2 separate regions of the Homo sapiens genome follow, and region 1 is linked to region 2. Evidence: chromatin contacts called from ENCODE Hi-C or POLR2A ChIA-PET data. All regions are on one chromosome and are shown on one strand. Each heading gives the region's core, a stretch centred on a gene start or an enhancer-like site at or near the end of the contact. The rest is flanking DNA. Distances are from core to core; before and after follow the strand shown. Region 1 overlaps FHOD3 (formin homology 2 domain containing 3). Region 2 overlaps FHOD3 (formin homology 2 domain containing 3).

Evidence for each region. A loop is a pair of places that touch in the nucleus more often than their neighbours do. ChIA-PET counts read pairs that join two places held with the same protein, here RNA polymerase II (POLR2A). Pooled maps may share reads with other maps.
Region 1: a map with no recorded cell type shows a loop between it and region 2 (2.3-fold over the local background). The contact joins two enhancer-like sites. A Hi-C loop is called at or near these places in 1 of 168 maps with a recorded cell type or tissue (mammary epithelial cell), 1 of 37 single-sample maps with no recorded cell type and 2 of 50 pooled maps. POLR2A ChIA-PET finds 5 or more read pairs at or near these places in 2 of 52 experiments (H1 and WTC11).

The regions. Positions count from the first base shown.
Region 1 is chr18:36,416,556-36,422,971 of GRCh38, reverse strand. The region is part of intron 3 of FHOD3 (formin homology 2 domain containing 3); the gene reads right to left. Among named protein-coding and RNA genes, the nearest start is that of FHOD3, 120 kb to the right of the region's middle. Within about 2 kb of position 2,199, at least 3 of the 41 ENCODE cell types and tissues checked have a DNase peak (open chromatin) inside an H3K27ac peak, as active enhancers do.
Region 2 is chr18:36,626,809-36,632,888 of GRCh38, reverse strand. All of the region lies in intron 10 of FHOD3 (formin homology 2 domain containing 3), which reads right to left. Among named protein-coding and RNA genes, the nearest start is that of TPGS2, 200 kb to the left of the region's middle. Within about 2 kb of position 3,473, at least 3 of the 41 ENCODE cell types and tissues checked have a DNase peak (open chromatin) inside an H3K27ac peak, as active enhancers do.

The sequences.
Region 1 (6,416 bases), core at 950-3,449, 210 kb after region 2:
TCTCAACCTCTTGCTGGGAGGTTTCCTTTCTCACATTAAAATGGTGACATGGTAAAATGTTAACACTTTTCTGCTCAGTTTCAAAAATACTAAAATTTTCAGCTGATTGCTCATCTTCCTGATACACCCTTCCTACAGGTTTGATAAAAATGGCTTCAGTCAATGCTTAAATTAATCAGATTTAATTTATCAAATGTTTACTTAAGGACGCTAATTAACGTTTTCAAAAATAAATCAAATCCTTTGTTTCTCAAAAAGGCTTTCTCAGCCAGGGCTACTGCTGGGGCACTGGAGAAAAGCAGCCCCTTAGGTCAGCCTGCAGAGTGAGGTGGACCTCAGACCACATTCACATTGATCGGCTGCAAATTGCTGGTGGGAAAGGGAATTAGAACAAGCCCTATGGAAGGCAATTTGATATCATCTATCAAAATTGCAAGTACACAGACCATTTGACCCAGCAATCCCACCTCCAGGAATTTATCCTCCAGGTAAACTTATACATGTGCAAAATGTCATATATGCAACGTTATTCACTGCAGCATTGTTTACCATGGCCAAGAATAGACAGCAGACTAACTATCCTTCAACAGGGGATAGGTTACATAGGATTCCTATATACATGGAACTGAATATTATTCAGCTGTTAAGAAATAGGAAGCTCTTTATTTACTAGTATAGGAAGAGCCCCAAGAAATAGTAAATGAAAAAAAAGTATATATGGTATGTTACCTTTATTTTTAAAAGGGAGTAAATTACATATATTTGTCTTCATCCACAAAAACATGTGGGAATTAATAACAAGGATTACATGTGGCGGCCAAGTGGGAAGTTTGAGGGAAGGAAGCAGAGAGCAAAGTCGAAGGTGAGAGGGAATAACAACATGAGATATTTTACTATAAATCACTGTGTACTTCTCAAAGTTGCAACCATGTGAATGTGCCACCTTTTCAAAAAAATTAAATATGGAGTTTAATTAAATAGCTTTTTAAAATTAGAATAAGGTTTGTATACATTGTTGAAACATCATTGCCACTCCAAAAGTTATGACTGTCTCCCAGTCCAGGAGAGAGGGCTTTGGGGTGCTATGCTGACTCCTTTACAGGTCTCTTTCTTCAGGTACCCACTCCCCCACACTATAGACTGCCTATCCACACAGGGGCTGCCACCCAGGAACCAGCATGGACCTGCTGTCCCCTAGAACCGGCATGTGATCCCAAACTACCACAAACATTCATGGCAGTCCCAGCTGGATTTCCAGGTTGCAAGTCACTGTTCTTTTCTTGTTGACTGCTGATTCTGGAGAATTATTTCAAAAAATCTGCCAGCAACACCCCTGGACCCAGAGCTACCTTTATACATTTTCAACAGTATATGTCACCTTTACCGCTATGAAATGTTTTCTAAAGAGAGAAAAAAAGTTAAGCCAATCACTATCGTCTTTTTCATTCTAAAATGGAAGCCATAAAAACCAATCATATGCAATCTCAGTTTTGTTTTAGGCTGCAAAGTTTAACATCCTTGAAATATCAACTCAAACTCTTGGATCAACTGAAGTAAAGTTTTCAGAGCCAACTAACTTTATAAGAATAAGGACAGTCTTACAAAAGAAGCTATCCAGATGCCTCATTGGTGACTGCTTGAATGAATATTTGGTAAATTCAAAAGTATCTTTTTGTTATCTAAGCATAAAAGTTAGACTTAGTTCAATTTGTGTGTATTTCCCTACACGTGACTATCATTGTGGCAAGCTACCCTAATCCATATTTCCATTTTAAAAAATGTTTTAGTTTTTGAAACATGCCCAGGAGCACATTGTTTTCAGCTTATTACCAGAATAAGTTCAACCAGAATAGTTTCAACTTTAGTGAAAACTAAAAACAGTTCAAGCACCCGAGTGCCAATTCTAAGACCTCTGACACTCTTTCCTGATGGCCACCACCAGACTTTGGCTGAGTCATGGCCAAATTTAACCTCACCATTTGTCTTCTGGGTAAGAGAGGGTGGGGGTGAAAGAGACAGTGATAAACATAAAAAATCCAGCACTACTGAGGAGTCAACAGCTGAAATGAAAAACTAACAAGAGATGTCTCCATTTACTATTTACACTCCTCAGATCATAAGCCTTCCTACTTATTATCCTGCACTGCCACCAGACAGTCCCCCATGGTCAGAAAGCCACCAGAATGGGCAAGGAATGTATCAACCATCTAAGTGAATCACAGATAAGCTAAAAGAAACTGGCCAAAAACTAGCAGTACCACCTGACCCCTCTCCTAGAAGATGGTTCTGACTTTAGGCAAACACTGCTCTTAAAAAATCCTATAATAAGGGAGTGAGAAATACTTAACATCAAATTTCTACCCAGTGTCATCTAAGGGCTGGTTGTTAAACCAGCTGTCCCGAGCCAACAAGGGCTAGCCATATGCAAAACTACTAGCTTATATAAGATCCTCATATCTCACAGTCACCTCCCGAGGCAGCACACAGACACTGGTGCATCACCAGGTGTGGGCAGGCTGGCACTTAGAAGTTCTTCAATCACACCAGAAGGGGTGCTACAGTGTCAGGTGGCAAGTGAGAGAGGAGACTGCAGATTGGCTCAGATGGAATGATTCATTTCCTGGGTGTTCACAGCTGGTTTATGACTCCAAGGTTGTAAGTTTTGGCCCACATGACATCTGACTGTATCTGATGGCCACAGACTATACCCTCAACTGTAGCTCATCTGCTAACAAGTGTACACCATCAATTAATTCAACAGTGACATGTGCCTGGCGCTGTCACAGAGGCCCGAGAGAGTGTGGACGGATCAGTATGAATCCAGTACAACTGTAAGGAATGCCCAGGGCACACTTCCTCCCTTTCCAGGCTCCGCATTCCAAGAGAAGCTCAGCTTCATAAAACACTGAGTCCAAGAGGAGACAGAAAAGTTAATCAAGTGTAACTTAGCAGGGTAGCCGGTTGGGAGGCATCAGATGCCTCCGGAAGTCATGGAAGCCAATACAGTATCTTCCTCAAGGAAGTGGCAAAGCTTTTCTCAGTCCTACTTTAGGTCTGCCCAGTAGACCATGCTCCAGAGCTAGCGCTCCTCAGCAGGCTAGCTCCCTGACTCAAGGATCTACTCTTCTTGATATGGAAAGAAGGATAAAAGAGAGCGCACTTCCTTCCCTTCAGCTGTGTTCCTCCCTGGCCACATGTGGCCACATGAGACAATGCTGGCCCAAGGAATCCCTCCAGTCTCTGAGGTCTGTCAGACACACTAACTCACTATTTATAGATGCCCCATTCACCCACTACTTAGGCACTTAAAAGAGCATGGGTTAGTCCCAACCCAGTGTCAGCACAGATGCAGGTTTGCTTTCTGCATTTGCTCTTACAGTAAACCTAAAAATTACAAGTAACAAGTTGCTACAGGGTTCCTATTGAATATCAGCATTCTTTCCTTCCATGGTTTATATAAATTCATGAAAACATGTGTGAAGCATCTGCCTTTTTATTTAAACAGAAAGCAAGAGCTCAGACTGCTGTGCTGTGGCATTTTATGTACAAACCCAACAGCTAAACTGGGAGCTCCATCCTTGGGAGGGGCACACTAGAGTTGGGTCACTACAGCTGCCCTGGCCACCAGCTGTCCAGGAGGCCTCCACTTGAACTCAAGAGGAATAGTCAACAACAGAGCAAAGCCAAATAGAGAAAAGTGGAATAATTCCTTTTGCCTGCACAGCTCAAAGTAAGATTCCAAAGTACCCTCTGACCAAGGAGAAGACGGCAAATTATAATTATTTTAAAATTCCTTTGAATGCATCCAATGTTATTTCACAACATTTTCCTTGAATTTGATACTTGGTAAAAATTTAACATCTTTATAGCCAGACCTACTATAAAAGTAATAGACCATGATTTTAACCTTGTAAGTTCTTTTTAGAACCATACACGTTTTTTACTCTTCCCCTCCCACTGTGTTAATTCCCCCCAGACCACTATTTTAGTCTTATTTATGAAAATAAAATTCCTATTTATAGAAAGAACATGCAGATTTATTTTATTAATTTTATTTTTAGACAGGGTCTCACTTTGTCGCCCAGGCTGGAGTGCAATGGCGCGATCTCGGCTCATTGCAACCTCTGCCTCCCGGGCTCAAGAATCCTCCCACCTCAGCCTCCTAAGTAGTTAGAGCTACAGGCACACACCACAATGCCCAGCTAATTTTTTGTATTTTTATTAGAGACAGGTTTCACCATATTGCCCACGGTGGTCTCAAACACCTGGGCTCAAGAGATGCTCCTGCCTCTCAGCCTCCCAAAGTGCTGGGGTTGTAGGTGTGAGCCACCACAACTGGCAAGAACATGCAGATTTTGATAAAAAGAATTCAACCTGTGACCTATAAGAAAAACTGAGTAGCAAAAGTCAACGTTTTGCCATGTGCCTTCCACACACACTTTCATCATCATAAACCTAAACTCCCATGACCTCAATTTCACAGAAGTACTCCCAAACCTTAAACAATCTAATTCTTAAATACAAAGCTTTCAAACTAACGTGGAATATCTTCAAATTGCTTTTGCAAAAGCAACCCATGAGCTTCCTACAAAATTTCAATGAGAGAATAAAGCATTGTATTCAAACTTTCCACCCCTAAATCTTCACTTGGAATTAGACATTCTAAATAATAACCTCTAAAAAATTCCTTTTCAGAGTACATGAAAATGTGAAGCTGTTATGGACATCTATACTCAGATCACCACAACCACTCTGAATCTAATCAGAAATGGATATGTTTGTCTAAATGGATTGAAGCCACAGCATTTCCAAATTCCAAATGGCAACCCACCCTGAAGGGGCAAGAGTGTCAGCAAATCAAAGTGAGAACTGACAAGTGTCATTTTTGCCGCAAAAACCAAACACTATGATTGCACCTCGTGATATGAAAAATTATATGCATTAATATGTCTAAGACATTTCCTTTTTATTAAAAGTAACATTTTCAGTCTAAATTTCTTAAATTAGTGGTAACAATTTAAAAACAAAAAGCTCTGTAAACCAAAAAATTTTCCAGGACAGTTAATATAAGTTGATTAGCTGCATTTCAAGGAAATGGAAAGTTGGTAAAAGAAATTAAGGCCAACATTATAATCTTCTCTAAGGCAGTTCATTTACTGAGTGGCTTAATTGTTTTTCAAATATCTGGGGAGGGGAAGTTGGCTAAAGGCTTCATATTTGCTATCGTCCTTTTTTAACAATCCCTCACTAGCACAGAAATATATGGAAGAGCAATATCAACAACAAAGTGTGTGATTATAGAAAGAGGCTTCTAAGGTATATGATCTCATGAAATAAAGCCACATATATATATTCTGATTTCCTACCATTCAACCCAGCAATCCCATTACTGGGTATATACCCAAAGGAATATAAGTCATTCTATTATAAAGACACATGCACACGTTCATTGCAGCACTATTCACAATAGCAAAGACATGGAATCAACCTAAATGCCCATGAATGATAGACTGGATAAAGAAAAAGTGGTATATGTACACCATGGAATACCATGCAGCCATAATAAAGAACGAGATCATGTCCTTTGCAGGGACATGGAAGGAGCTGGAAGTCATTATCCTCAGCAAACTAATGCAGGAACAGAAAACCAAATACCACCTGTTCCTACTAATAAGTAGGAGCTAAATGATGAGAACACATGGACACATAGAGGGGAACAATAGACACTGGGGCCTATCAGAGGATGGATGATGGGAGGAGGGAGAGGATCAAGAAAAATAACTAATGGATACTAGGCTTAATACCTGGGTGATGAAATAATCTGTACAACAAATCCCTATGACATAAGTTTACCTATATAACAAACCTGCACACGTACTCCCTGAACTTAAAAGTTAAATTTAAAAAATTACAAATATGTGTATATATAAAAAACTGTGCATGTGTATGTACGTGTGTGTATGTGTATATATATCTATATGTTCTGATTTCCTTCAGTACTTCTCACCCAAGAGCCAGGGTGGGAGTGGTGGGTGGGAATGAAGTAGAATTGAAGAAATAGATGCCTCTGGCTTTGAACTGCTTGGAAAAAGGAGACTGGGCTGGCAGGAGGAAGCGCTTGTACACTCTTCTAAGGACACAGAGGTGGCTTGAAGGCAAGGGAGCAGGGGCTGGCTTTCAAAGGTTTTAAGCGACAAAGTATCCCAATCAGATCTGCATTTCAGAAAGATCACCCTGCAAAGCATATGGAGGAAGGGAGAGCTGGGAGAGAATCCACAGGGAGAGCGATGCAAAAGTCCAACACAGAGGTGCCAAGAGCCCCAGGTTAAGCTGACAGCAACTGGAATGGAGAAAGGACTCATGGGCACAACCTCACAAATCAAAATTACATATCCTTAATAAGCAGAGAGTAGAAA
Region 2 (6,080 bases), core at 2,224-4,723:
TTTTTTAATAAACTCTCACTCCTGCTCAAAAACTTGTCTTGGTCTGTCTTTTGCCCCTCAGACAAATTCTTTCCTTCAAGGAGGCAAGAATTGAGTTGATGCAGACCCGTATAGATTCGCCACTGCTAACACTGGCTCCATCCCTACCTCTTCCATTGCTTACCTCCTAGACATGGAAGGAAGAAGAGCATAGCATTTTCCCAGGACAACGCAGAGGCTGCAGTTAAAAAGAGGACACACATTGCTGAGCAAGCATGATGCCTAAAAGCCACACGGGACGGGACTCACGAATTGGACACCATAACAAATATATTTAGTGCATGTGATGAGAGGTGTCAGAAATTCAGTTAAAAGACATTTGAAAGACAGAAAAAATGGTCAAAATATTAATATCTAAAATGTGTAAAGAATACTTATATTCTACTTTGAATCTGAAGGTTTTCATATTAAAAATAAAGACTAGTTGTAGGTCAATTAAAATAGGCAAACCATTCAGGAGACAAATGAGCAAAGAATATTTACAGGCAACACTAAGAAAAGGAAATGTTAATAGCTAATGAAGCAATTAAAGTTGTACAGCCTCAGTAGTAATAAAAAAATGCAAATTACAATGCTGAGGCATTTTTCACTTTTCAATACTACAAAAATTATGAAAATCTCCTAACATTCAGTGATGATGTGGGAAAATGGTGAGTCATATGCTGACGGAGAGTAAAACCATACAGCCTTTGTGGAGAGCAATATGGCAATATCAATATTTAAAATGTAAATGTCCATTGTCTCAAATTCTACTTCTAAGAATCTAAGAGTGCTAATGCTCACAAACGTGTATGTGCACCAGTGTGTATGTTCATTACAGCAAGTTTGGTATGAGAAAAAAACTGGAACCAAGCCATAGCAAAATGTATGACAGCATCATGGTATTATGGTATATCTATATATTGGAACATTAGCAATAATTTTTTAATGTACCATTAAGCAATAATTTTTAATGTATTGATATGAAAAATATAGATCCAATAATAAATACAGCAGTGTCCATTTACTAATGGCTTACTAATTGCCAAGTACTCAGCATGTATTTATTTCCACAGAATAACAGAAATAAGGGTTATTTAGGAGAATGGTGAGGACATGGACTCTGGAGCTAGACCACCTAAACTGTAGAACCAGCTCCACCATATATTAGCTGTGGGACCTTGGGCAAGGTGCTTCAACTCCCTGTGCCTCAGCTTCCCCTCCTGTCACACAGCATTAATTACAGTACCTATATCGTGACATAATAGCAAAAATGGAGTTTGTACACTTGCAGTGCTTAGCATACTGCCTGGCAGATGATTAAGTGTTCCGTAAAGGCTAGCTGTTGTTGTGGCTGTTACTGTTATATTCATCTTTGCACTATATGGTACAACTCTCTTCATTTTACATCACACAGTTGGCACCACATCTTTAAATCCTATCATTTTTATTTAAAAACATAAAGAGTTGCTATTTATTCAGTGCCTACTATGAGCCAATGGCCATATATAAATTGGCACATAGCTATTTTGGGAGAGCTGGGTTCTGAACTTGCCCTCCCATGCTTCAATACCTCCACATCCTATGCCCAAGACCACAGTGATTCTAAACACCCCTCTGGTGAGGATTTGTGGAGACTGAGTGCTTCCCACTCCTTAGGAGCGGTAGTCTGTTCTCTGCCAGGTGCAGGCTGAGCTTCCAGTGCTGGTCTCTGCACCCTGCCCCACAACAAACCCCTGCCAGACTTCTCCCTGCAGCTCAAGTGGGCTCTCCACTGCCGCATCAGTACTCCTGGCCTGGAGCCCACCTAAGCATGGTCTCTTTTGCTCCTGGAACCAGCTGAGGCTAGGCCACATCTTCTCTCTGCTGCTCAAGGGTCAAGTATGTCTGTAGGTCAGACTACTGTTCTCCTGACTACAAGCTCAAGGCTTGGCTACAACTCCTGACTCCCACAAGACCCATTTATATATCCTTATCACTTTGCATTTATTAGAATGAGGACTTCTGTGAAACATACATTAGTCAATTTTTCTGTAACCCTAGTGTAACTTACATGGAAAAAAATTAGCAATTCTTATATGTAACTTTTTTCCTTCTTGACCATCAGTTGAAAGTATCGGCAGCCAAGAGGAGAGTTGCCCACTGCTGCTTCTCAATGCAGATTCCTCAGCTCCACTTGAACATTTCTGGTGAGACTGTGCCAGGTTCCTCTTCCTCTGAACAGGTTCGTGAAGCCTGGATGTAGACTGTCACACCTCTCTTATATAATCATTGTTCTCTCTTGCCAACTTGTTTTATGCTGGTGTCACATTCCATTATGTCAATTTTTTGGAGTGATGGATGTGTATGAAGCCGATTAGAATTGGATTTGTTGGCATTTCAGTTACTGAGAGTAGCATGAGATTAAGTCAAGGCTTGGTCCCCTAAAAGTGTTCAAGCATATTTCCTGAGAATTTGAAGCGTGAAACTTTGCTAAACGGACTTAAAATCAAAAAAAAGACTCTACTGTAAACCATGTAGTAGCCCAGAGTAACCAGTCAGCTGTGAAAGACAATTCATATCTCATTTAAGGAATCTGTTTCCATGACATTTGTTTGTAAAATGCCAATGGATTTTTTTAAACTAGAAATATATTCTATAGATCTGTGTTTTAGCTGATTATATTCTCTGAAAAAGAGTCAATTTTGACCCATGCACATGAATATTTAAGGTAGGTGCACAGAGTTCCAAATGCTTCTAAGAAAACTACCCTTTCCAATAGCCAAAACACTCTCTATCTCAGCATCATGTGGATTACATAACCAACGATCTGCCTTCCCCTAAGGCAGAATTTCTCAGATTCAACACTACTGACATTTTAAAACAGATAATTATTTGTTTGGCAGGGGGCTATCCTGCACTAAGTAGAACAGCATTCCTGGACTCCACCCACTAGATGCCAGCAGCACCACCCCGTCCCAGTTATAACAACCAAAAATGTGTCCAGATGTCTCCTAGGTGGCAAAATCACCCCGGTCAAGAACCACTGCCCGAAGGGACCACTGGGACCAATCCCGGCCTGCACAGTCCAATCTTCCCTGGACTCATCACATAGTCCCCTCCCTCTCCATGTGTCCCTCAATCTGGCTTATCTCTTGCCCTTCTCCGACCCCTCAATCTTCCTCTGTGCCCTGGGAACTCATGATCAGCCATCAGCAAAGTCCCCTATAGTCTCTATCTCTTCATGGAATATTCCTTTGACTTCCTTGCTCTAACACCAAATCTAAGAATACTGTTCCCCATAGCCCTCACACATAACACAGTGGATTCTTCTCTCATATGCCACATACTCTCCTTTGCCAATTTCCCCCAACCTCCCTCAAGAAACCCAGACCCTTGGGACAGGGGTTGGCAAACTACAGCCTGTGGGCTACATCTGGCCTACCACCTGTTTTTATACGGCCTGTGAGCTAAGAGTGGTTTTCACATTTTTAATGGTTGAAAAAAAATCAAAAGAATAATATTTCATGACATGTAAAATTCAAATCTCAGTGTCTATAAATAAAATGTCACTGGAATGCAGCCATGCTCATGCCAGTACCAGTGGCTGATGGCTGTTGACGTGCTACAAAGGCAGAATTCAGTTGAGTAGTTGCAATAGAGACCGTCTGGTACTCCAAGTTTAACATGTTACTTGGCCCTTGACAGAGAAAGTTTGCAGACCCTGCTGCTGAGGCACGTGGCACTAGTCTGGACCCTCCACTCCCTAACCAGTTGTCAACATCCACTATCTGCCAGGTCACTCTTCCACGTATATTAAAATATACACATGACTGAAAGCTGCATGGCACAACTGTTAACATTAGTGACTAAATGAAGTTCAAAATTACTTCTATAGTTTGGAATGTTGTGTGGAAATCAGCAGGATGAAACTGAAAGTTCACGTGTTAAGTCCCATGCAGTGTTTGGTATCAGAAGGACTGACACACAGAGCAGGAAGCAGCCCTGTTTTTGTCAACAGAGGAAGAACCAGGATAAACAGAATAGTTCAAGGGCAGATGGGGTACCTCAGGAGAAAGAGCACCCATGCCTGGAAGTGTACCCCATCTCTTGGGAACTTGACAGAAAGGGCTCCTGCTTTGGGCTAAATTTTAAGAACTTTCTAGCACTAAGATTTTTTCCCCTTCCAATGAAATTTGTAAACTTTAAGTGCAAAGATGAAACTCATTATGACACACATGGTCCCATAAAGATGCTTTTAGTTGACCAATGACCAATAAACTTGTACCTTACTGGGCAAATGCTCAGTGTAGAGTTGTATTTCCTAAGAAACCAAAGCAAACAAATCTGAGTTCAAGCTCTTATTAGTCTTTATTAGAATTAAAGCACATAGCTGGCTTAAGTCTACAGGGAGACTAAGCATTTCTCTCCAAGTCTTTGAATTTTTGTATTTACCTCAAACAAAAAAATACCTACAAGGAATGTAAATCAAATTGTCTCTCTAATCATCTCGCTTGAAGAATATGTTTAGGAGTGGTTGGCTGGGATGTGGTTGACTGGGAAGGAGTCTGTATACTTTGGATATTAAGAGCCAAGGGCCCAGCCCTTGGTCATAGCCCTTAGTCCTGTGATTTGGAATAGGCACTTAGCCCCATCTGTTTTCTCACTTGTACAATGAGGTTAATAAAACCTGTCCTGTCTGAATCTTACAGAGGATGATCGTGAGAGTTAAATTCAAATGATGCAAAAGGACCATCTGAGTGGAGACTGCCCTATATTTTTTTAGAACAATATGAACCCCTTTCTAAAACATATTTCTCCCTTCTTTACAAAAGTTGGCATCACTTGGGTGACTGAGTTATAAAATCTAGCCCCAAATCCTTCATATGTGGCATCTGAAGGCATGTTGCTATAAGCTAGCGTTAGGTGCGGCCAGGGCGTTTGCAGGGATGAAGAGCAATGTGCATATATGTACATGAGGCAGCTTCTGTGTCTTTCAAGGTCTGCAGGGGACAGAACACAATGAGCCACTTGACTCTGAGGTACTGTTTGAGGCACAGATGTTGAGCAGGTGACTAAGCTATGCAGGAAGAAATCATTTCCCAATCAGCATTTCACCACTGCATTCCCACTATCGCACTCCCACCTCATCAAAATCATGCCGTCACTTTGGGGCCACAGGCAAAATCCCTCCAACAGGCTTCGTAAATGAAGTCACTTCATAATCATCAATCTAGATAGATAAAACATCACCTATCTTTACAAGCTGCAAAGTATATTTTGCTCAAATGCTACTAAATTAATGTTGAAGTAATAATTCCAGTAAAGTGAAATTCCAAAAAGAATGAAGCAAACAGCATTCAGAGTGGCATCTCTGGCCTCCTGTTTCAGATCCTACCGAGCCCAGCACTTCAAGACTGTGAACCGTGCCCAGGATGGTCCACTTCCGTATCATCATCCTTACCAGCCTATTGCAAAGCATTGTCACCTGAACTCACAACACAGGAATCCTCGAAAAGTGTAACAGCAAGAAACAGACAAGGAACAAACATGATGAAGCAGGAGAACACCAAGTACTACTGACAAGGTCCACCTAACTCCTACCCTCAGCATCTTCGGTGGCTTTATATACAGGCCTTTTTCAGAGGATTGTGTACAATTTCCTCAATTCTCTTCATGTTAACTTCTCAAGCCAGCTGGAAGAGAGCTTCGAGGGCTTTTTCTTTGAGAATTGGCTGAGTTTCTTTAAGATTCTAGATCACAAAATGCAATGCTCATGGTAAAGGTTCTCTTTCCTTAATATGTTTAGAAGTTTAGGTCTTCTTTTCACTAAAATAGAGCTGTACACAGACTCTCAGAAACATAAAAGCCTGTAGAGAGAGGGCATCTGGGGTTATGAGGTAGAAGAGGGGTGTCAACATAGACCATGGTTGCACATCTATCTCAAACCAGTCCCTCCTCCTCCTGGGATAACAGGTATCTGAAGGCATGGCCTGGGTCCTGCTCAAATGATTCCATGGGTATCAGATTGTTTGGGGCACCTCTTGGTGCTGGTGGGGTATTCCCTTAGAGATGGAGAGGAG